Regions from separate parts of the Homo sapiens genome. Here all the other regions are linked to region 3. A link is a loop called in an ENCODE intact Hi-C map of the cell type or tissue named here. Cell type or tissue: MCF 10A. All regions are shown on one strand. Region 1 has its middle 13 kb from the start of FAM110D. Region 2 has its middle 19 kb from the start of ZNF683. Region 3 overlaps EXTL1 (exostosin like glycosyltransferase 1).

Region 1 (8,000 bases), 110 kb after region 3:
AGGGTCATAACTACAGTGTAAGAGCTAAGGTAAAATAAATCGGCTGGGCGTGGTGGCTCACGCTTGTAATCCCCGCACTTTGGGAGGCTGAGGCAGGCAGATTGCTTGAGCTTACAAGTTGGAGACCAGCCCGGGCAACATGATGAAACTCCTTCTCTCCAAAAACTATAAAAAATTAGCTGGGTGTGATGGCGTGTGTCCACCAGGAGGCTGAGGTGGGAGGATGGTTTGAGCCCAGGAGGCAGAGGTTGCAGTGCGCTAAGATCATGCCACTGCACTCCAGCCTGGGCAATAGAGCCAGACTTTGTCTCAGAAAATAAATAAATAAATAAATAAATAAATAAACCATAGCGCTCAGATGGGAGGTCCAATGAAATCTTCCTATATCAACTCTGGCCCTGGAAAGAGAAGAAAATAAAATCACCTTTAAGAATTCATAGCTTTTGGCTAGGCGCGGTGTCTCAAGCCTGCAATCCCAGTACTTTGGGAGGCCGAGGCGGGCGGATCATGAAGTCAGGAGATCAAGACCATCCTGGGTAACATAGCGAAACCCTGTCACTACTGAAAAAAAAACAAAAATTAGCTGGGTGTGGTGGCATGTGCCTGTAATCCCAGCTACTCGGGAGGCTGAGGCAAGAGAATCGCTTGAACCCGGGAGGCGGAGGTTGCGGTGAGCTGAGATTGTGTCACTGCACTCCAGCCTGGTGACAAAGCTAGACTCTGTCTCAAAAAAAAAAAAAAAAAAGAATTCATAACTTTTGGCTGGATGCAGTGGCTCATGCCTATAATCCCAGCACTTTGGGAGGCTGAGGCAGACGGATCACCTGAGTTCAGGAGTTCAAGACCAGCCTGGCCAACATGGTGAAACCCCACCTCTACCAAAAATACAAAAATTAGCCGGGAGTGATGGTGCACACCTGTAGTCCCAGCTACTTGGGAGGCTGAGGCAGGAGAATCGCTTGAACTCGGGAGGCAGAGTTTGCAGTGAACTGAGCTCACACCACTGCACTCCAGCCTGGGTGACAGAGCAAGACTCCATCTCAAAAAAAAAAAAAAAAAAAAAACTTCATAACTTTCCAAGAAACAAAGAGTTCATAACTTTCAAGCCAGCTCTCTCATGAAATCCCAAGTCAAATCATATTACTATGTAATCCTAAAATCCTCAGAGAATTTAAAATTTAAAGTGATATGAGTTGGTAGTACTAGCACATTATTGACAGAAATCATTTCAAATTGTCTCTGAAGAAACTCAACTTCAACACAAGTCTAAAATAATTCCCACAGATTTCCAAACAACATGAGCAGCTAGTGACAAAAAATAACTGAACACAAGATAATAAGGGACCATGAGAAAGAACAAGCAGGATTGGGAGGCGGTGGAAACAGACCTTCAAAGATATTGAAATTATCAGACAGAATAAAAGATAATCTTGCTTAATATGTTTAAGGAAATAGGCCAGGCATGTGGCTCACACCTGTAATCCTAGCACTTGGGCGGTTGAGGCGGGCAGATCATTTGAGCTCTGGAGTTCCAGACCAGCCTGGGCAACATGGCAAAACTCCGTCTCTACAACACATACAAAAATTAGCCGGGCATCATGGCACCCACCGGTAGTCTCAGCTACTTGGGGACCTGAGGCAGGAGGATAGCTTGGGCCCAAGAGGTGGAGGCTGCAGTGAGCCGAGATCACACCACTGCACTGTAGCCTACGTGACAAAGTGAGACCCTGTCTCATTAAAAAAAAAAAGAAAAGAAGGACAGAAAGAAAGAAAGGACTTGATACTATGTGTTAGCAAGTAAATTTCCAAAAGAACCAAATACAATTTCTGAAAATGAAAAAATTATGCTAACTGAAATGGAAAACTCAGTAAACAGACTCATCATTAGGTTAGAATTGTTGAGATAACCATTAAAAAAACCAGACCTAGAACCAATAACCTCCAAACTAACAGTGGGGAAAAAAATCAATGTTTAAAAAAGTGTTTTTTAGGCTGGGTACGGTGGCTCACACCTGTAATCCCAGCACTTTGGGAGGCCGAGGTGGGAGGATCACTTGAGGTCAGGAGTTTGAGACCAGCCAGGCCAACATGGTGAAACCCCGTATCTACTAAAAATACAAAAATTAGCCGGGCATGGTGGCACATGCCTGTAATCCCAGCTACTTGGGAGGCTGAGGCAGGAGAATCGCTTGAACCCAAGAGTCAGAGGTTGCAGTGAGCCGAAATCACGCCACTACACTCCAGCTTGGGCAACAAGAGTGAGACACCATCTTAAAAAAAAAGTAGTTTTTTTTTTAAGAGAAAGGGAAAGTACAGCAAATAGAATGTACATTACAAATGAGTGAAATAAATAAAAATATAGCAATATCTACAAGTGGGCTAAATTCTCCAAAGATAAAGGATGTCAGACTAAATAAAAGAATAAAATCCACTATTAATATGTTCTGTTTACAAAGACAAATCTAAAATATCAGGACATAGATTGGCAAAGTTTAGAAAAAGAAATACTTGGCAAAAAAAAATGAGGATGAAATAGCTATATTGAAGCTAAAAGCATCACTAGAGATAGTTTCTACCTAATGATAAAAGTTCCATTCATCAGAGAAAGAGATAATATTTCTAAACTGGCACACATTTAATTAACACTGCCTGTCAACACTTCACTGTCTTTATTACTGTAGAATTAAATAAGTGAACCCTTAACATCATCCTTGGCACATAGCAAGTGCTTAATAAATGTCAGTGATAGCAGCAGCAGGAACATACTCTGTGACTGGTGAAGCCATTTGACTTCTATGAGCCTTAGTTACCTCTTCTGAAAAGTGGCCATAATAATAAATTATTTTTTCAAGTTGCTTTGCAAACCAAATGAGAATAATGTATGTGAAGATGTTTCATACACTACAGAGAACAATATAAACGCAGAAATCGCTGCTCTTATCAGTTAACTGGTATTACAAGCAGCAGTGTCAAGGTAAGCAACCATCTGAGCAGTCCCCAGGTGAAACAGCAGCTCTGAGGATGTCCAGGTGTGCGCAGCAAGACCAGGCAGCGGGGCGGCCCCCTATGCTAGTGAAGCTCAGGAAGAGCCCGTGGGCGAAGTGGTATCAGGAAAGCTTCTTGGAGGGTGAAGCCCGCCCTCTGGTGGATAACCCTTGTTCAAACTCAATCAGACGAGCTTTCCAGAGGTCCTTGGGGAAACCGTTCCTCAATCTGAGTCTCACATCTCCCCAATCCCATGGTCTTGCTTTCTGCAGATCTTCTGGGGTAGGGTGGGATAATTTTGGAAACAAAATTATTGTGACCTGTGCCTCATGGTGCCAAGCTCACCTAAACTCAGAGTCCTTCCGTTAGGGGCAGTCTTTAAACGGTAAGCAATTTACCATAGGTCCCCACAGTGCACCACTAGCCAAGGCTTGGACTCCCATCTCCCAGTGACCTATCCTTTTTAGATCACTAGGAATGGCAAGCGTGGCCTCTCTAGCTCAACCGACCAGGCTCGAAGGTCTGGAGTGACTATTGTCCATCTGCGTGTCCTGCATTAAACTGGAATGGCCTGACCTTTACACCCCACCTCCTTCAATCACCAGATACAGGCTGCCCTAGGAAGGGTGGGAGCTTGGCTGAGTGGGCTCTCAGCCACTGAGGCAGACCCTGAAGGAGGTGACAGCGGCAGGCCATCTGCTAACTGCACCCCCTACTAGTGGGCAGCAGTGGACACCATTGAAAGCTGCTGTCTACAAGAACCCGCCCATACACACTGAAGGCGCAGCCCCTTCAGAATTCCTCTGGCCCTCTTCCCAAGAGGGAACTTAGTGGAGGAACGCCAGTGGGACGAACTACAGCCCCCACCACGGCAGTCCGTCCTGGGGCTGCAGGTGATGGCCCTCATCTCCCTCCTCCTCCATTGGTTCTAGACTCCCCTCACCCTCAGCTGCCACTTCTGCTGGCCTCAGTGGCTCACGTGGTGGTGGGATCCAGACCTTCATCCCCAAGAAGCCTGAGCCCCTGGTCATCACGCCCTTCTCAGGCCAGAGTTGCATGACCTGTCCATTTGCAGTTATAGTGGAACAAAGGAACACCAAGAAGCACCTGAGCAGATCACCCTGGATCCACAGGGATCCTTCTTGCCCCCACTGTATAAGAGCAGCCTTATTCCTATTTATAATCAGGGTGAAACACCTGTGCCAATGCCAAGACAGGGGTGCCAAGACCCTGCTTCTTTTTTTTTTTTTTTTTTTTAAGACGGAGTCTCCCTCTGTTGCCCAAGCTGGAGCGTAGTGGTGTGATCTCGGCTGACTGCAACCTCTGCCTCCTGGATTCTCATGCCTCAGCCCCCATGTAGCTGGGACCACAGGCGCGCGCCACCACACCCGACTAATTTTTGTATTTTTAGTAGAGACAAGGTTTCACCATGTTGGCCAGGCTAGTCTCGAACTCCTGAACTCAGGTGATCCATCCACCTCACCCTCCCAAAATGCTGGGATTACAGGCATGAGCCACTGTACCCAGCGACCCCTGTTCTTGATGGCTAGTCCTGGACACAAGCAGCTCAGAGCACCCAGGAGGTAGACACTGGTTATAATTTAATGCAGATCTGTTTTTCTTTTTCTTTCTTTTTTTTTGAGGGTAGGGGGATGGGGGTCTTACTATCTTGGCCAGGTTGGTCTTGAACTCCTGGCCTCAAGTGATCCTCCCACCTCGGCCTCCCAAAGTGCTGGGATTACAGGCATGAGCCACCATGCTCAGCCCTTCAATACATATCTTTTTGGGAAAAATGTGCCCCCTTGTAGGACCAGGACCTCTAACCCTGCAGAGCCCAGAGTTGCAGGGCTGGCAAGTACAAAGTCTCCCTCTGGGCCACTGGAGTAACAGTAAGTGGGGTCACTCTTCCTTCCACCCCTTGGTTCCTGTACTCCTTTTTTCTTCCTGTACATCTTTCTTCTTCTCCTTTTTTCTTCTCCTGTACTTCTTTTTACTCATCCAAGGAAGGGCCTGCTGCCCATCTGCAGGGAGAGTAGGCAGCTGACTGCCTATGGCCATCACCTCCCTCAGGGTCTGCCTCAGCTGCTGAGATCCGCCTTCCCCAAGGTCATGCTCTTCCCAGGGCAGACCACCTCTGGTGATTGAGGGAGATGAGAGTACCAAGTTCTGGCCTTTTGACCCAAAGTGGGACACTGATGGGCAATCCTCACTCCAAAGCATCGGCTGAGCAAAGACCTTTATCTTTTTGTTTTCTTTTTTTCTTCATTTTCTTAAAACAGAGATGGGGTCTTGCTACATTGTCCAGTCTGCTCTCAAGGTCCTGGGCTCAAGTGATCCTCCCACCTCGGCCCCCCAGAGTGCTGGGATTATAGGCATGAGCCACCGTGCCAGCCTGAACAAAGACCATGTAAACATGGCATTGGGTAAATACAAAAATTAGCTGGGTGTGGTGGTGCACACCTGTAATCCCAGCTACTTGGGAGGCTGAGGCAGGAGAATCACTTGAACCCGGGAGGTGGAGGTTGCAGTGAGCCGAGATTGCGCCACTGCACTCCAGCCTGGCTACAGAGCGAGACTCTCTTAAAAAAACAAGTCTTAAAGGAGGGGAAGGAGTCAGCAAAGCACGTAACTGAAGGAAAAGCATTCCTAGCAGAGTCCACAGGCCCCCAGGTGGAGCGTGGTTGTTGTGTTAGAGGAACAGACAAGGAAGACATGTGCATCTGGACAGGGAGGATGGCAGGCGGGGAGGGCAGGGAGCTCACAGGGCGTGGCCACGGGAAGCCTGCAGGCTGCTAAGGATTTGTCTTTATCTCGAGTGAAATGGGGAACCTTTTTCAGAGTTTTGAGCAGAGAAGTGACATGACTGATATATTTTTAAAGAATTGATCTAGAGTGGCATTGAGAATAGACTCTATGCAGGATGAGGTTAGAAAGAGAGAGACTTACTAGAGACTACCACAGCTGGGTGCGGTGGCTCACGCCTGTAATCCCAGCACTTTGGGAGGCCCAAAGCAGGTGGATCACTTGAGGTCAGAAGTTCGAGACCAGCCTGGCCAACACGATGAAACCTCACATCTACTAAAAATACAAATATTAGCTGGGTGTGGTGGTGGGTGCCTGTAGTTCCAGCTACTCAGGAGGCTGAGGCATGAGAATCACTTGAACTGGGAGGCGGAGGTCGCAGTGAGCCAAAATTGAACCACTGCACTCCAGCCCAGGTGACAGAGTGAGACTCCATCTCAACAAATAAAAATAAAATAATAGAGACGACTACAGTCCCAGGCAAGAGGGGACGGTGGCATGGACCAGGGCAGAAGGAGTGGAGCAGGAGAGAGTGCTCTAAATCTGGATGGATTTCAAAGATACAGCCTACAGATGCTGATGTATCAGATGTGGAATGAAAGAGAGAGAGACAGGTCAAAGGTTAGCCAAAAGGTTAGCCCTGGCCTGAGCAATTGGACAGGTGCTGAGTTAGGGAAGGTTTGAATGAGATGAGGAAGTCAGTGGCAGAACAGGTTTGTGAAAGAGCGAGGTTTTTCCGTAGTTTTGGACATGGGAATCTTGGGTTTCCAGATACTAGCATTACTTTAAGGCCAACATCTAGTACTTCCTAAATGGTCTGAATTGCCCCTTCCTTCTTCCTTGGGGGAAGTTTTACAGTACGTACATGTGGCAGTGCTGTGAGGTCCTTCTTTAAGGGACCTGGCCTCCTGTTCAATCAGAGCTTCAGGTCTGTGGACTGGCTGAGATCTGGAAATCAGCTGAGAGGCTGAGATGCTCCTTCATGACAATTCAAGTCAGGCCTCTGGCCATGACATGGAGGCTTTTCTGTTTTATAACTCAATAACATTTAACACACTGCTCATCCACTTCATTCCTAGGGACACTCCAGTCAAAGATCCCTGCAAGTCACAGGGTTCTGGTTGTCACTCCATCCCACTGCATGTTACAGTGAAGGCCCCTTGACTCTGGCAGTTCAGCTCTGCCACTTGGCTTCTGCCCCTCTGGGACCCCATCACCCCCAATGAGATCAGAGAGCCCATCTCAGTGGTGGCCTCTTCCAATATGCCCAAGAACAAAGGACATCCACCATAAAATTTGTCAAGGATGCAGATGTTACTGTCAATAATGCTTTCTCAACTCCTAGGTGAAGAGCGTATCCTCTGGGCCCTCTCAGGGAATCCACAGAGGGATTGGGGTACATGCACTCAGAGGGATCAGGGAATCCACAGAGGGATCAGGGAATGCACTCAGAGGGGTCGGGGAATCCACAGAAGGATCGGGGAATGCACTCAGAGGGATCAGGGAATCCACAGAGGGATCGGTGTATAGGCACTCAGAGGGATTGGGGTATATGCACTTTCTTTTTTTTTTTGAGATGGAGTGTCATTCTCTCTCCCAGGCTGGAGTGCAGTCGCATGATCTTGGCTCACTGCAACCTCCACCACCCCAGGTTCAAGCAATTTTCCTGCCTCAGCCTCTCGAGTAGCTGGGACTACAGGCATGCGCCACCACGCCCAGCTACTTTTTGTATTTTTAGTAGAGACAGGGTTTCACCATGTTGGTCAGGCTGGTCTGGAACTCCCGACCTCAGGTGATCCACCCACCTCAACCTCCCAAAGTGCTGGGATTACAGGCGTGAGCCACTGTGCCTGGCCCACAGACTTTCATCTAAGTTTTCTCCAATATTCTTGTCTTTTGAGACCTTAGGAATTTAGCCAGGTGTCTCAACCTCACTGATATAGGTCACGTTGAGTACTAATCTCAGTTGACCAAACAAGCAAACTATTAGAGCTACTTTCAGCTGCAAGAGGTAACCCATTAAATCTAGAATCTCTAATAAGAGCATTCATACCAATAAATTCAGATTGATCCAGTGTTCTCTTCTTTCCTCCATGACTCTAGCCCAGATCTACTAACTTAGGGTCTCTGAGAACGAGAGCCTGGCATTAGCCTTGTTATCAAGCTCCCCATGTAAATTTTTTTTTCTCTCTCTTTTTTAATTGTAGAGACAG
Region 2 (8,000 bases), 360 kb after region 3:
TTGGACTTGTTACTTTTAGCCCATGATTCATTTTCCTTTCAGCTTGGGGAAAGAGTTGGCATCCTCCTTTCAATGAGAAAGCATCTCAATGAGCAACCCCCTGGATTGGATGGGCCACCACCCCAGAAAATTGGGGCAATTTGGGTACCACAAGGAGGGATTGGAAGGCAGCAGTTTCTTTGCTAGGATGGGGCCAAGATCTGCCAATCCTGATTGCTCACCCAAGGAGTCAGGAGAGAAAGATCCATTTACTTGACTGACATTGACCAAAAACAAGAGGTGTGGTTGGTGCCACAGGGCTGCAGGAGGAACTGGGCCCAGAGGCTTCTTAAAGAAGCACGTGATCAACAGCTGGGCATGGTGGCTTACGCCTGTAATCCCAGCACTTTGGGAGGCCGAGGCGGGTGGATCACCTGAGGTCAGAAGTTCAAGACGAACCTGGGCAACATGGTGAAACACCGTCTCGACTAAAAACACAAAAAATTAGCCAGCGTGGTGGCACATGCCTGTAATCCCAGCTACTCAGGAGGCTGAGGCAGGAGGATCGCTTGAACCCAGGAGGCGGAGGCTGCAGTGAGCTGAGATTGCACTCCAGCCTGGGCAACAAGAGTGAAACTCTGTCTCAAAGAAAAAAAAAAGAAGCACGTGATCTAGCAAAGAGTCTGGACCATGAATCCACCCTCTCCTGTCCACCTGCCAGCTGCAGAGCACTCCAAGGACGCTCTCCCAGGGCCCCAGGGTTTTCATACCCTTGGAGAGGATCTCCAATCCCCATCTCATCAGTGACCTCATCTTTAAGGTTCACTGGGCAACTTCCTCCCTGTAAAAGCCTCTTAGAGCCCAATTCAGCAAGCTATCCTACCTCTGAGGGTCCCCAGCCCTCAGTACAGACAGACACCTCCTCAGGTCTATTCTACTCTATGTCATGATGACAGTGGGAAGGGTATGAGGCCTGGATGACTTCTAAGCCCCATCAGCCACAGCCTACCTTGGGCAGGCTATTGAGCCTCTATGAACCTCTTTCTGCACCTGTGAAATAGGGTTGCTAATACCCACCTTGTTGGAGAGGTCACCCACATAACGAATTTACTCAGGGCCTAACTACTATTCAACAGATGGCTATTTTCCCCTCCTGTCCCCTCTCCTGCCATTTCCTTCCAGATTATATCGTCTTACAGGGCAGAAAAAGAGCCTGAGCATTTATTTACCCACATCCACACCCCCACACAGTCTCACATACATGGGTGCTGTCTGACAAAACATGTGCAATGAATGAGTCAACAACCAGAAGCTCACAGCCGAAATCACTCCATTCATTTTGTCGATTTGTGTGGTGAACAAATGTGTCCTAAGTCTCAAACAGGGGCCGGACCCCATGCTGGGGGCAAAGGATATAAAGGAGAGGGAAACAGGGTCCCTGCCCTCAAGGGGCCCCTGAGCTGTGATGAAAGAGACAAGTCAGTCATGCATTACAGTCCAGTGCCATGACTGGGCCATGGGTTTGGAAAGTCCTGGATTCCTCGTGAAGGGACCTTTGGGATTGCAGAAAGAAGATACCGGACAGAACTGGGAGATCTGGATTCTAGCCTCATTCTGTCACTAGCTTGCTCTGGAAGTGTCTTCAAGTCACTTCCTTAGTTTCCACATCTTAAAATGAGTGCAAGGAAGAGGGGCACCTGTGTGCTGTTCAATGTCCCCTCAGAGACAGACTCTTGGGCAGAGGATTCTGTGGGCCTGGGGCTGCTTTTGTAACACCAGAGCCTCCTGCTCCTGCACACTTACCTTGTGCCCACTTGGGTTTGCCAAGCAGGGACCTTGTTCCCCACCACCCTCTACCCCTGGCGTTCCCTGAGCAGTTGGGGGGCTCAGCCTCTGGTTTTGCGGTTTCCCTCGAGCTAGCCGTCACAGCAGCTCTGTGTGCCAGTGAGGGGTCAGGCTTTGAGAGGGTGGTGGGTAAGGGGAAGGTATCACCTTCCAAAGTAACCTCTGAGGGGCAGACTGGTGGCTACTTTGAAGCAGACTCTCACCACCACCACTCTGTTTCCAGGAAACCCCCACAGGCTGAGGGAAGGAGGGGCTTTGAAGAAACATAGCCTGGTACAAGGCCTCCTGCACAGAGGAGGACAGCCTCAGGGCCTGAAGGGCCAGCCAGTTTTGGAGGGGCATCTAGGAGCAGAATGAGGAGGAAGGGGCAGGGTTAGTGATTTTTGTTTTGTTTTGTTTTGTTTTGTTTTGTTTTGAGACAGGGTCTTGCTCTGTCATCCAGGTTGGAGTACAGTGATGCAATCACAGCATACTGCAACCTCAACCTCCCAGGCTCAAGCAATCCTCCCACCTCAGCCTCCTGCATAGCTGGGGCTGCAGGTACGTACCACCACTCCCAGCCAAGGTTAGTATTGAGAAGGTCAGGGGATCAGATTCTCAGAGAGCAGGTTCTGTGTCTTTCCCATCTGACCAGGGGTTCCCCTGGTTGAGTCCTGGTCTCACCTTGAGATGAGGAGGCCCCCACAGGGTGGGCTCTGTGCCTTCTATTAATATTAGATTGACCGGGCATGGTGGCTCATGCCTGTAATCCCAGTACTTTGGGAGGCTAATGCAGACGGATCATTTAAGATCAAGAGTTCAAGACCAGCCTGGCCAACATGGTGAAACCCTGTCTCTACTAAAAATACAAAAATTAGCCGGTCGTGGTAGCAGGCACCTATAATCCCAGCTACTTGGGAGGCTGAGGCAGGAGAATCACTTGAACCTGGGGTACGGAGGTTGCAGTGAGCTGAGATTTTGCCACTTCACTCCAGCCTGGGCAGAAGAGCGAAACTCCATATCAAAAAAAAAAAAAAAAAAAAAGGCCGGGTACGGTGGCTCACGCATGTAATCCCAGCACTTTGGGAGGCTGAGGCGGGCAGATTACCAGGTCAGGAGATCGAGACCATCCTGGCTAACATGGTCAAACCCCATCTCTACTAAAAATACAAAAAATCAGCCGGGCATGGTGGTGGGCGCCTATAGTCCCAGCTACTCGGGAGGCCGATGTAGGATAATGGCGTGAACCCGGGAGATGGAGGTTGCAGTGAGCCGAGATCGTGCCACTGCACTCCAGCCTGGATGACAGAGTCAGACTCCACCTCAAAAAAAAAAAAAAATCATTTGCACACATTACTTAACTCCTCCCAAGGAGAAGCCCTGAAGCTTAAGCTAAATCTACCTCTGTTCCACTCATTCCTGGAAGACAGGTTTTGAGTTTGATTACTTTGGAAAGGCCTCAGAGGTCTGCTGGCTCTCTGTCCTTGCCTTCTCTTTAAAAAAAAAAAAGTGATTACCAGGAAAATTGCGCCTTGGGAAATGGAGGCCCCGGCTGTGTGTGTGCACGTGTGTGTGTGTGTCTGTGTGTGTGTCCACATGCATGCATTCTACAATTTAAAGGGTTAAACCTCCAACCAAAGCTGAATCCAGCTGTGCACAGGTTTCTCTGTTCATCCCTCTAAAGGAACCTTGATCTTCTCTGCTTCAAGGTCTGTATAAATTGTTCCCTCTGCCTGAAACACACTCTCAACACATGCACACACATACAAACGCCCCCCCTTTACCTCTTTTTCACATTTTCTTTGGTCAAGATTTAGGCATCTGTTAAGTCTCTGTTTCAAAATCAGTTTCTGAGGAAAGCTTTTTTCTGATCTCCTTTCCCTTAAATTAAATCACTATAACTATTTGTTCACTGTAATCCTGCCCTGCTGGTGCCACAAGGCCTGGAACCTCATTTGTCTGTGTATCTATCTTGTTCATGCCTGTATTTTTCCAGTCTGTGGCATGGTGTCTGGCACATAGTGGCACTCAAACAACGTTTCAATGTATGAATGAATGAATGAACAACGGAACTTAGTGATGGTGGATGAGGAAAGGGGTCATGTGGGGTAAGGGTGTCCCCTGCTGGACATTGAGAGTACCCAGGGCATCCTCTCTGAGCTGGGAAGAATGACTCTCGGTCATAAATTTCCTCCCTGAGGGGCAGAGTTGGGGAACCTCACCTTATGCCCAGACTGCTGATGCATGCCTTCTTCTTACCTCTATCAGCCCCCACACCACTGTCCTCCCAGCCTTCAGAGCATCCGTCCCCACCCCCAGTGGCCTGACCCACCCTCCCCCACGCTGCAGACCACATCAGCAAGGCTGTGGAGCGCCACAGCGATTTCTGCATCCTCTCCACAATGAATATCCACCCCCTCTTAAACCTTTTGCTTTGAATAAGAATAGGCCCAGAGTCCTCCATCGATCCTCTTTCCCCCTCCTCCCAAATCAATCAATCAGTAGTGATTGGCTGGGACACTGGGGTGGAGGTGGACGAGGACTGGTGGGTGAAGAGCAAGGAAAGTTGGTGGGGTGGTGGTGGGGTAGGTGAGTGTGTTTCTGAAACAGGATCCCGCTAAAAGTATGGCAGAACAGTGGATTTCTCTGGAGGAGAATAGTTGGTGAGAAGATACCTGGGATGAGGTATTTAGAAAAAGGTGAATGAGAAATTCCTGACTACTGTCTTTTTTTTTTTTTTTTTTTGAGATGTAGTCTTGCTCTTGTTGCCAAGGCTAGAGTGCAATGGGGCAATCTTGGCTCACTGCCACCTCCACCTCCCGGGCTCAAGTGATTCTCCTGCCTCAGTCTCCCAAATAGCTGGGATTACAGGTGCCTGCCACCAAGCCTGGCAAATTTTTTGTATTTTTAGTAGAGATGGGGTTTCACCATGGTAGCCAGACTGGTCTCGAACTCCTGACCTCTGGTGATCCACCTGCCTCCGCCTCCCAAAGTGCTGGAATTATAGGAGTGAGCCACCGCACCCGGCCTCTGACTACTGTCTTGGCTGACAAAAGGGTAAAATACCTCCAGTTTATATAAAGTGTGAGCACAATGGGAGGAGGGGGTTCATAAAAGATTGGACTAAGAGGAACATGGTGAGGAGCACGGGGGTTCTGTGAGGGGAGTCAGGGCTCAGTGCTAAGGACATGGAGGAGTAGAGAGGGCAGGAGGAAGCCTCTTGGCCGAGGGTAAAAAGAAGTGGGTGGGGGTCAAAGAGAGATAGAGGTCACTTCTCTTCCAGTGAGGATGGGAAGAACCAGACCACACCTGTGACTCTCCATATAGTTCCCATCCCTGGCCCCTCCCCCAGCCATGCCCCAAAATGGGGCTGGGGAAGAGTGACAGTTACTTAATGACTCTGAGTCCCACTAGCTCTTCTGGGCAGCCTATGGTCACTGGGGGGCCAAAGGGGACTGAAGCCAAAGTCCAAGTTATTGATCTCTGGCCCCAAAGGTCAGCTTCAGGGGCAGAGGGAGTGGTGTTGCCATGGTGGGAGACTCGAGGGACCCCACAACAGAGGGGCTGTGCTGCAGCCCAGTTTTCACGTCTGCATCCTTAGTGCCCCATGATCCTATACACACACACACACACACACACTCCCACACCCCTCTATCCTGTCTTGCTTGAAATTTCTGCCTGATGGGATGTCTCAGAATAGACTCTTGGGTGTCTAGCCTTTGGGGTGTCTAGGGAGTATAAAAGGAGAGCCTTAGATGGAATTATTTATTTACTACTACCCCCGTCCCCAAGACAAAGCCCTGGGAGTCCATGAACTCTTTGGTGAATCCCATTAAAAAAAACACCAATCTGGTTGTCAGGAAGAAAGGATGGCAACAATTTTTGCTGTGTAGCCTTGACAAAGCATTTACCTTCTATGAGTCTTAGTTCCCTTATCTATAAATGAAGGGATTGAATCAGATGAGCTCTAAGTTCCTTTCCGGATAAGTGACCTAAGATTCTGAGGAATTAGAGGGGACAGGCCTGACAGCAGGGGTTAGGAGTAAGAACTAGGTTAGGTTCGGGAGATGGTAAAAACAAATTCTTGGACTTGGAAATAAAATCTGCATTCTAATTTTGGCCATTATTAACTGTGGAAACTGGGGCAAGTCATGCATTTATTAATTCAACAAACATTTAATAAGCAATTACGTTATCCCAAGCTTTGTGCTGCATACTGACACAATGAACAAAACATAGTCCCTGGCTTATGGGGTTTACATTGTAGTGGTCAGTGGGAAAGAAAGACAAATAAGCAAATATATATAATACAGTGGGACAAATGCTCTGTCACAGATGTGTAGAGCACTATAAAAAATGGGAAAGGGGGCCAGGGGCTGGGACTCACACCTGTAATCCCAGCAATTTTGGGAGGCCGAGGCGGGGGGGGATCACCTGAGGTCAGGAGTTCGAGACCAGCCTGACCAACATGGTGAAACCTCATGTCTACTAAAAATACAAAAATTAGCCAGTCATGGTGGCAGGCGCCTGTAATCCCAGCTACTTGGGAGACTGAGGCAGGAGAATTGCTTGAATCCAGGAGGCAGAGTTTGCAGTGAGCTGGTATCACACCACCACACTCCAGCCTGGGCAACAGAGCTAGACTCCATCTCAAAAAAAACTGAAAAAAAAAAAAAAAAATGGGGAAGGGACTGGGAGCCATGGCTCACACCTATAATCCCAGTGCTTTGGGAGGGAGGAGGATTGGTTGAGGCCAGCAGTTCAAGGCCAACCTGGGCAACATAAGGAGACCTCATCTTTATAAAAATATGTTTTTAATTAAAAAAACAGAGAATAGGGCCAGGCACAGTGGCTCATGCCTGTAATCCCAGCACTTTGGGAGGCCGAGGCAGGCGGATCACAACATCAAGAGTTTGAGACCAGCCTGGCAAACATGGTGAAACCCCATCTCTACTAAAAATACAAAAATTAGCCAGGTGTGGTGGCACATGCCTGTAATCCCAGCTACTTGGGTGGCTGAGGTGGGAGGATTGCTTGAACCCAGGAGGCAGATGCTGCAGTGAGCTGTGATCGCGCCACTGCCCACCAGCCCAGGAGACAGAGCAAGACTCCGTCTCAAAAATAAAAATAAAAGAGAATTAATAGTGATCAGCAAAGTGAAAGTAAGGGAAATGGTGCTTCAGGCAGAGGGGTAATCATGGAGAAACCCTAAGGAGAAAGAGAATCAAGCTATTGGAGGCCCTAGAGCGTGCATTGTGACAGAAGTGAGAAGGGGAAGGACAAGGAGTACAGTTGGCAGTAAGACTGGTACTGGGGGCAGAGATCTGCCTCCTCTGCAAAAATGCGATAACAATGTGCCCACCTAATCTCCCTCTTTTTCTGGCCGCCTTGTTTTCCAGGGTCTAGTGATATAATGAATGGGAAAATACTTTGTGGTCTGAAAAGCACTGTACAAAGTAGTACACAGACACTAGAAAAGAGCTGTGGATCACTGAGGATCAAGCTGGGTAAATCTGGCTTTGGGCTAACTTCCAGAAAAACAGTGGAAAATTAACCAAGATTGAGACATTGAGCCTTTAAAAACCTTAGGTCACAAAACTAGAGAAGATGAGGACTGGAGTTTGAACATAAAACATGACCCCAGAGTCTTTGCAAAAGAGGAAGGGGACTTGTTCTAAGGACCCCAGTGGATAGAAGCTATAGAGACTAGGTTGAATTCAATGGAAGAAATAACTTCTTATTTTTATTTATTTATTTTTTGAGGTGGAGTCTCGCTCTGTTGCCCAGGCTGGAGGGCAGTGGCACGATCTTGGCTCACTGCAACCTCCGCCTCCCAGGTTCAAGCAATTCTCCTTCCTCGGCCTCCCCAGTAGCTGGGATTACAGGCATGAGCCACCACGTTTGGCTAATTTTATTTTTATTTTTATTTATTTTTATTTTTATTTATTTATTTATTTATTTATTTATTTATTTGTATTTTTAGTAGAGATGGGGTTTCACCATGTTGCCCAGGCTGGTCTCGAATTCCTGACCTCAGGCGATCCTCCTGCCACGGCCTCTCAAAGTGCTGGGATTACAGGTGTGAACCACTGCACACAGGCAGAAGAAAGAACTTTCTAACAATCCCAACTATCTGTGGATGGGCAAGGCATTCACAGCAGTAAGTTCCCTGTTGCTGGAAGTTTGCAAGCTGATCT
Region 3 (8,000 bases):
CTTGAGTTCTGAAGCCACAGGTCACTACCCTCATGTCACCAGAATCCCTGCCTTCTACAAGCCCAGAGGCAAGGACAGAGCAGCGGTGAAAGGACCATGGATCCAACTAACCCTTCTCCCATGTGCAGTTTACAAAGCTGACTTCTCAAACTTCTTCCACCTTGAGAAAGATCACTCCTGCCCCTCGCAACCCGCCTTCTGCCCCAGATCCCAGACTTCAAGAACAACCCCCTATCCTCTAGATCTTGGTTCTCTGGAGCAATGAGAGGCCACTCCCATCCAGGTGGCCGGAGACAGCTGTGCCCTTGACAGTCATTGATGGGCACAGGAAGGTAAGGGATGAGGAGAGCCATGAAAGGGGTGGGCCCATGCTGGGAGCTGGGGGAGGGCACCCATGGGGTGTTTTATGAATACTTGGGCCTGAGCCGCAGTTGGGCCTGAAGAATGACACAGTAGGTTTCAGCCACAGGGCTAATAGTAATGATTCTTTTCCCTCCCTGGTCCCTGTGAGCTGTGCTTCCAGAGCACTGGGGCTTACATGATGGGGAAAGACAGAGGAGAGCGCTGACATCTCAGAAGAGGAACAGAGGAGAAACCCAGGTTCTTGAGAAAATACGGACCAAGGGCAGCACACGGGGCCAGGAAGGGGAGGCTTCTGGGAACCGTGGTTGGTGTGAACCACCTGCCTGCCGCATGGTTGTGGGCAAGTCCCTTCGTCTCTCTAGATCTGTTTCTTTCAAATGAGGGAAGTTTGACAACTCCTCCCAGAGTTGATGTGACAATATGACAATGGAGGAATTCCAAGATGTCAAAAGTGGAAGGGCCCCTAGAGACCAACTGCCCCATTTGACCAAAGGGGAAACTGAGATCCAAAGAGGTCAAATGAGTTGCCCAGGTCCCAAAACGAGCTCTGCACAGGCTTGCCATATTTGAGGCCCAGGCGTCTACACTGTGCCTGAAGGGAGGCTTTATTCATGGCTCAGGCGTCTACACTGTGCCTGAATGGCTCCTACTTATTGGATGGGGGTGGGGGGAATGTTCCAATGGCTGAGTTCCCCTCCCCCACTCCCTGCAGGTTAGTGATCGCTTCTACCCATATAGCACCATCAGAACAGATGCCATCCTCAGCCTCGATGCCCGCAGCAGTCTTTCCACAAGTGAGGTGAGGGCTGGGCCCAAGAGAAGCCCAGTGTGGGTAGACACAGAGCCAGAGGGCCCTGGCAGCCCCTCAGGTTCCCAGGGTTGAGGGGACCCCAGGTCATGAGGTCCAGCCTCTTGCATTTGAAACCACCCCAGCAAGCCAGGCAGCCTCCTCTTTAGGAGTCTCGTTGAGGCTTTCCATGGACTCTTTTGAGAAATTGTTTTTGTGGCCCCTGGAAGCTTTCATGCCACACTTCCAGCCAATTCCAAGTCTTGGCTCCCGCGCCCTCTCCCCTGAGTCCTGCCCGGGCCCCTCAGCCAGGCTGCCCCTGCCTCCATTTCCCTGGATGTTCTAGGCATTTAGGAGGTCCTTCCTCACAGCTCACTTGAGTCCCTCCCCAGGTGGACTTTGCCTTTCTGGTGTGGCAGAGCTTCCCAGAGCGGATGGTGGGCTTCCTGACGTCGAGCCATTTCTGGGACGAGGCCCATGGTGGCTGGGGCTACACTGCTGAGAGGACCAACGAATTCTCCATGGTTCTCACCACAGCCGCCTTCTACCATAGGTACAGACCCCTACCCTGCACAGGGATCAGAGTATCAGAGGACCAGAGACCCCACCCCCACCCCGAACGGAGCAGAGTGGCCTAGACCCCAGGGATCCAGGTTCAAGGCCGAGATCTGCCACTTCCCAGCTGTGGGATCCTGGGCAAATCTCCTCACTTCTCTAGAGTTTGTTTTCTCATCTGTAAAATGGGATGGATTCACCTCCCAGGGCTGGTGTGAACATTAAATGAAGTCCCTGGCACAGAGGTTCCACAAATGGTAGCTATTGTTATTTGAAGTAGAGCCATGCAGTGAGTAAGGGCAGTGTGTGGGTTTGCTGGTGGTGGGGTGACAAGAAAATAGTCCTGATGCTTTATGAATGTGGATGTTATGAGTTGGGGAACATCCCAGACCTTCCAGAAGCTGCCTGAAGTGCTCCGGTCTTAGGGCAGAGACTGAATTCTGTAAGACCTCTTTAGAGGGGTTCCTTAAACATGTTTAAATCAAATATGCATAACGTGGAACCTCTTATAGATTACTCAGGAGCTCTGCAGGGAATTCTCAGTAGAGTGAAGAATTACCTAATGTCTGCGAGATGAGGCTGGCCTGTCTGAGGGCCGTGTGAAGTGAGCTCACCCGGAGCGGTATCAGCCTGGTTCATCCACAACTGTTCTTTGGGCTTCCATGTTTGATGGCTTTGAAACCAGCTGATCCAAACCCATCTAATTCTGGCTCTGAGTTCAGCGCTCAGAGCCCAAGGATGGGGGGCCCAAGGAGCTGTGAGGGAGAGGGCAGGGAACACACCACTAACTGCAGATAAGCCACGGGGCACAGCACAATGGAGAGCTGTTCACGCCAGGGATGGGAGCTCTCTGAGGCAGCCAGGGCTCAGAGGCTTGGGGATGGGGGTCAAAGGGAGAGGTGAGGTCAGGAGGGAGGAGAATGGGGCCTGGGGATGGATTTGGCTGCAGCCTCTCCCTGTCTTTTCCTCTTGCCCAGGTATTACCACACTCTCTTCACCCACTCCCTGCCCAAGGCTCTGAGGACCCTGGCAGATGAGGCACCCACCTGTGTGGACGTCCTGATGAATTTCATAGTAGCAGCAGTCACCAAGCTGCCCCCTATCAAGGTGCCCTATGGCAAGCAGCGCCAGGAGGCTGCTCCACTGGTGAGGGCTGAGGGGGATTGGTCGGAACTGGCAGGGATTGGGCGGGGATGCCGGAGAGGATTCCCTCTCACTGTCTAATTCCAGTCTTTCTTGCTGCACGGGCGTGGGGAGTTCGGAAGGGCAGAGAAGCCCGTTAATGCATTGCTTCTTTCCCTCTTAGGCGCCTGGGGGCCCGGGGCCCAGGCCAAAGCCGCCTGCCCCAGCCCCCGACTGCATCAACCAGATAGCGGCAGCGTTCGGCCACATGCCCTTGCTGTCCTCTCGTCTGCGTCTGGACCCGGTGCTGTTTAAGGACCCGGTGTCCGTGCAGCGCAAGAAGTACCGCAGCCTGGAGAAGCCCTAGGGGGGCGACCCGCGGAGACCCCAGCAGAGGTCGCAGCCCAGCTCCCAGGGGGCCCGGCGCCTGCCGGCGGGCTCCGCTCTTGGGACACCGGAGAACCTATCATGTCAGCCAGCGGGCCCACACGTCGGACCCCGGTTGGCCAATCACAACAGGGGGGCGTGGCCTTACCTTCTCCTGCTCGCCCTCAGCCGCGGAGCCTCTGCGGAGGCTGAGCCCCGCGACCGGAGCGCCGCTCTCCGCTTCTCCACCCAGCTAACTTCTGCTCGTCTTTCAGAGCATTGTCTCCTCCAGGGACTTGCCTGGCCCTCCTCCCCCTCCGCCCCCAATGGGTTCGGTCTCCTTTGCGCTTTCGCAGTCCAGTGTTTGCCGCGGTTCCCGCACGGTCAGGCCCCAGGACTGGCTTGCGAGCCCCGGGGGGCGGGTCGTGTCGTGTCCTTTTCTCTCTGGCTAGGCAGGTGTGCCGCAAATATTTGACGAATAGATGGATGGCAGACATTAACTGCGTGCCTGGCCCTATGAGGGCGGCGGCGGGACAGGGTGAGCGGAGAGACAGAACTGTCCCCGCCCCACCCCGCCACCCATTCCTAGGGTTCCTAGTCCCGGGAAGGCAACTACCCAAAGACGCCTGGGTTGTCAGGCTCAATCCTTGAGCCTCAACCAAGGAGCAGAGGGGTGCGGGTAAACGAGGAGTGGGGCGAGGAAAGCGGGATGGGAACAAGTGGCCTGTCCCCGCACGGCCCGCGGCTCAGCCTCGGCCGTCTGCCCTGCACTACCAAGGCCGACCACTAGAGGTCAGCGTCGCGCCGCACTCTTCACCCGCATGTCCAGAGGGCGGCCGGGATGTGGAGGGTGAGCGCTGTGGGCAGCTCGGGGGCTGAAAGCTGGGAAGAGAAATCTGAAGAACAGCCCCATCTCTTTCGCCTGCACACTTGGAACTCAGCAAGAAGGGACTGTTTCTAGGTGGGCTGGGCGCGAGCAGGGACTGTCCCGAGCGGTATAGGTGAGAATGGAGTTGGGGGGGGACACTAGGTCCTCCGGGGTTCACCCACCTGGAGCTGGAATTATCACTTCCGAAATAAAGCGCGTGTCCTTGCCCCCTCACGCTCCAGGCTATAAATACCCTTACAGCAGCTGCTCGAGGGAGGGGCTCAGGGCTCAGGGCTCGCCTGGGAGCGCGTGCGACTCCAGAGGGTGAGGGTGGTGGGTCCAGCCCAGGTCCAGGGTGTCAGGTGTTTTCCTGCTTTGATGGCCTGGCAGCTCTGGAAACTCCCGTGACTGTCTCACTGGCAGGAACATACTGTCCCCTTAGGCCTCTCCAAGGCCTTCCACCCCCACCCCCCAGCTTGACCTCGGCGGGCCCCTGGATGACTCAGGTCCTCCCTAGAGCCAGTCACAGCTGAGTGGCAGAGTGGGTTACCCTTGGGAGGCGTGGTGCTGTGAGATGCTTGAGGTACAGGGCGGACTGGAAATTAAAGAGGTGGGGGAGAGGCAGTCCGGCCCGGAGTCAAGAACTGAGGGTGGGTGGGAAAGCATACAGCTGGGGCCCAGGCAGCCTTCCCAGGGTGGGGAGGGCGCTGGATGCCAGGCCCAGCCAGGTGAAAGAGGCACCTTTCCAATCACAGCTGTGACACCCAGGACACTGAACTGCCTTGGCATGTCCTCACCCATGGGCCGGGCACTGCTGGTCCCAGGGGTTTGTATTGTACCAACAGGCAGCGCAGACCGACAGGCCCCCAGACCCTGCTGTAGAGGAAGGTCTACCGAAATGAGGCAGAAATCCCAGACCTGCCTGCACTGGCTGTCTGACTTCAGGAAAACGATTCAACCTCTGAGCCTGTTTTTTCATCTGTAAGAATGCAGGACAGCAGTGATGGTCTCCTTTTTTTTTTTTTTTTTTTTTTTTTAAGCTGGAGTCTCGCTCTGTCACCCAGGCTGGAGTGCAGTGGTGTGATCTCAGCTCACTGCAACCTCTGCCTCCCCGGTTCAAGCGATTCTCCTGCCTCAGCCTCCCGAGTAGCTGGGATTACAGGCACAAGCCACCACGCCTGGCTAGTTTTTGTATTTTTAGTAGAAATGAGGTTTCGCCATATTGGCCAGGCTGGTCTCGAACTCCTGGCCTCAAGTCATCTGCCTGCCTCAGCCTCCCAAGGTGCTGGGATTGCAGGCATGAGCCACCGTGCCCAGCCAATGACTGTCTCTTGAGAGGGGTGTAAGGACTTGGCATACGGCAAAGCCCAGGATCAAGTTCCTGGGGCCTGCCATGGCTTGGGTGGGGGTGGGGAGTTGGGTAGGGGAGGTTGAGTCCCCTGAGATTGTGGTGGAATGGAGCACCCACCAGCAACCCCCCACCCCTCTCCAGGCCAGTGCTTTCCACAGACTTTTCACAGACCTGGAGGGGCTGAAGGACCCACCTACCTAGAACACAGGCGATCAGGATGACAGTGCTGGGAAGGCACAAAGAGGTCATTTCACAGATGGAAAGACAGAGATTTAAAGTGGGAGGCAAGTGACCAAACCCACCTCCTCCCACCTTGGGCCAGAACAGTCAAGACAAACTCAGCACTGCCCCTGGGGAGGCTGGGAAGCCCACCTGACTCCTCAGTGAGGCAGCCTCGGGCCACAGAGTTCCCTGTCCCCAGGATGGTAAAAGTAACCAATCTTCAACAACCACAGGTACTTGGCCAACTGGCTCTTGTTCTCAACCCTGTGAGGGAGGCATCAACCCTGTCGGTGTACAGATGAGACTGTGGGGCAGAGGCCAGCTCGCCCAAGGCACTTGCTTACAATGGCAGAGACAGACCTTGTGACACAGGACTCCCTGATAACTGGGCATGTTGTCTCGATGAGTCGGGGACAGGTTTCCCCTCTTGCATCTTGTAAACAAAAGCCACCCCTAAGTCAGGAATCTTCACACACAAGCCCCAGGAAGCTGCGGTTTCCCTCCTAGCTGGCCTCTGGACCGAGTGCAGCCCCACTTGTCTCCCTTTCCCTCCACCATGTCAGGCTCCGACTGGGTCAGGCCAGGTAGGCAACAGAGTTGGCCCAGCCATATCTTTCTGGAGACTCTGAATCCCCTGGGACACTCTCAGGGCAACAGAAGTGCCAGGGGGCTTGGAGGCTGTTAGTGCAGAACCCAAGCTGAAATCTCTCTACCCCCTGCCCACCACCTGTGCCAAAGTTGTTTTTTGTGTTGGCACAGCTGAGGAAATAAGGAAAGAGGAAACCTGTCTCTTACCTAGTAAGAAGCCTCTCCCCTCCAGGAAAGGGAACATTTGGCTCATAGCTGAAGTGACTAAGGCACAGATAGGCCTCAGGTGCCTCCTGGCTCCCTGCCTCAGGGAGGCTCAAATGAGAGTGTGAGGGTCCTCACCCCCGTGCCTATTGCTATAGGCAGATGGAGGGGCTCAGATTCATAAAGGCAAAGGCCAGCCAGGCTGAGAATGGGGCATGAGGCAGGCAGTATGGGCGCGCTGGGGCCAGCCTCCCCTTGGACGTCCCGTGGCTCACCACCTTTGCCCCTGCGAGTGGTAGAACATTTGCTGAGGATTAGGCCCAAATACAGCCCTTCCAGAGCTGGCCCAGGAGCTGGAAGAGCAGGGTCACACTAGCTTTATACCCGCTGAGTCCCCACCCTGGCTGTAGTCAGATGGGAGGCTGGGAAGAGCTCCATTCCTGGAGTGGGGCAGAGGTCAGGAGGGGGACCTGGTTTACAACACAGCTGGGGTAGGCAAAGTCCTGGCTGGGCCTGGGGGACACTCAGTCCAGCCACCTGCAGGTCCTGTTCATGCCCCAGTTGGTGCCTGGCTGAGCAGTCAGTCTGAGGGGCCCTGGCATGCCTGACAGTCCTTCATGTCCTCCGAGTAGTCCTCGATCTGGATGGTCACGGTGTGGAAGTGGAACTTCCCTTGGAGGCGGCTGCTGGCTGTCTTCAGCACAGCCTGGGCGTCTGTATTCTGAGCTGGGGGCCGAGAGGACACAGCGGGGGAAGCCATTTACTCTGGCCCTTTGGAACCATCAGGAGCCCAAATCTCATACCCCATCCCCAGCAGAACAGGATGGGGGACCATGAACATGGAGAAGCCCCCAGATTCCATTCCTCTGCCAGGTAGCCTCCCAGCCCAGACCTGGCTCATGCCTGAAAGAGCTGGTAAAGCACTGGCCTTAAGGCCAGGAATCTGCCACCTACTGCCATATACTAGCTGTAAAAGCCTGGGCAAGTAACTTTACCACCCAACCCCAGCCTCAGTTTCTTCATGGATAAATGAGATTGTGCTGATCAGATGGAATAATGCGTATCAAGTACTCAGCATGAGGCTGGGCTTGATGCATGGGCACTGTGAGCATCTGGGGTCACCTGGACCCGTTGGGGATGGCACTAGGCCTTTGGCTGCCTGTCTCCCACCCCACCCTGAGTGTCCCAAGCACTCACCAATGGCGATGTGGACAGACAGAACAGGCTGGGCCACCGTCAGTGCCCAGATATGCAGGCTGTGCAGGGCTTCTACCCCCTCCACCGACAGCAGCAGATCACGAACAGCTGTGAAGTCAACGCCCTTGGGGGTCCCTGAGGACGGCAAGGACAGGGGAAACTAAAGGAAACTACCCCTCCCACGCCTGCCCATTGGTGCAGGGCTGGCTCCTGATCCTCAGGTGTCATCCCCTCAAAGAAGACCTCTTTGGCCTGCAGGTCTGAGGCTGCCTTCACCTCCCAAGGTCTCTGCCCTATCACTCTGTTGTATTTCCTCTCCACTCTTAACACTGAAATTATTTATGAATGTACTTATTGTCAGTTTCTCCCTCTAAAAT

Evidence for each region. Hi-C counts contacts between places; a loop is a spot of excess contacts. Peaks named below come from ENCODE experiments on the same cell type or tissue, not always from the same donor. Only the 100,000 strongest peaks of a DNase experiment are listed, where the experiment ranks them.
Region 1: it touches region 3 in a loop (17-fold over the local background); 92 of 110 quality-filtered maps call a loop at or near these places.
Region 2: it touches region 3 in a loop (10-fold over the local background); 4 of 110 quality-filtered maps call a loop at or near these places.

The regions. Positions count from the first base shown.
Region 1 is chr1:26,142,155-26,150,154 of GRCh38, forward strand. No RefSeq gene overlaps it. Among named protein-coding and RNA genes, the nearest start is that of FAM110D, 13 kb to the right of the region's middle. In MCF 10A, a CTCF peak has its summit at 3,152 (motif pointing left); a DNase peak (open chromatin) is centred at 3,127.
Region 2 is chr1:26,387,745-26,395,744 of GRCh38, forward strand. No RefSeq gene overlaps it. Among named protein-coding and RNA genes, the nearest start is that of ZNF683, 19 kb to the left of the region's middle. In MCF 10A, a CTCF peak has its summit at 3,917 (motif pointing left); a DNase peak (open chromatin) is centred at 3,917.
Region 3 is chr1:26,032,154-26,040,153 of GRCh38, forward strand. EXTL1 (exostosin like glycosyltransferase 1) reads left to right here. Exons shown (of 11, transcript NM_004455.3): 7 at 243-332; 8 at 1,076-1,162; 9 at 1,543-1,703; 10 at 2,683-2,851; 11 at 3,012-4,311. The coding sequence ends at 3,194. It overlaps SLC30A2 (solute carrier family 30 member 2), which reads right to left. Exons shown (of 8, transcript NM_001004434.3): 7 at 7,624-7,758; 8 at 5,099-7,152. The coding sequence ends at 7,007. Among named protein-coding and RNA genes, the nearest start is that of SLC30A2, 10 kb to the right of the region's middle. RefSeq lists enhancers at 2,232-2,962, 3,461-3,530, 3,541-3,630, 3,641-3,780, 4,061-4,160 and silencers at 3,021-3,320, 3,265-3,428. In MCF 10A, a CTCF peak has its summit at 3,988 (motif pointing right); DNase peaks (open chromatin) are centred at 3,338 and 4,008.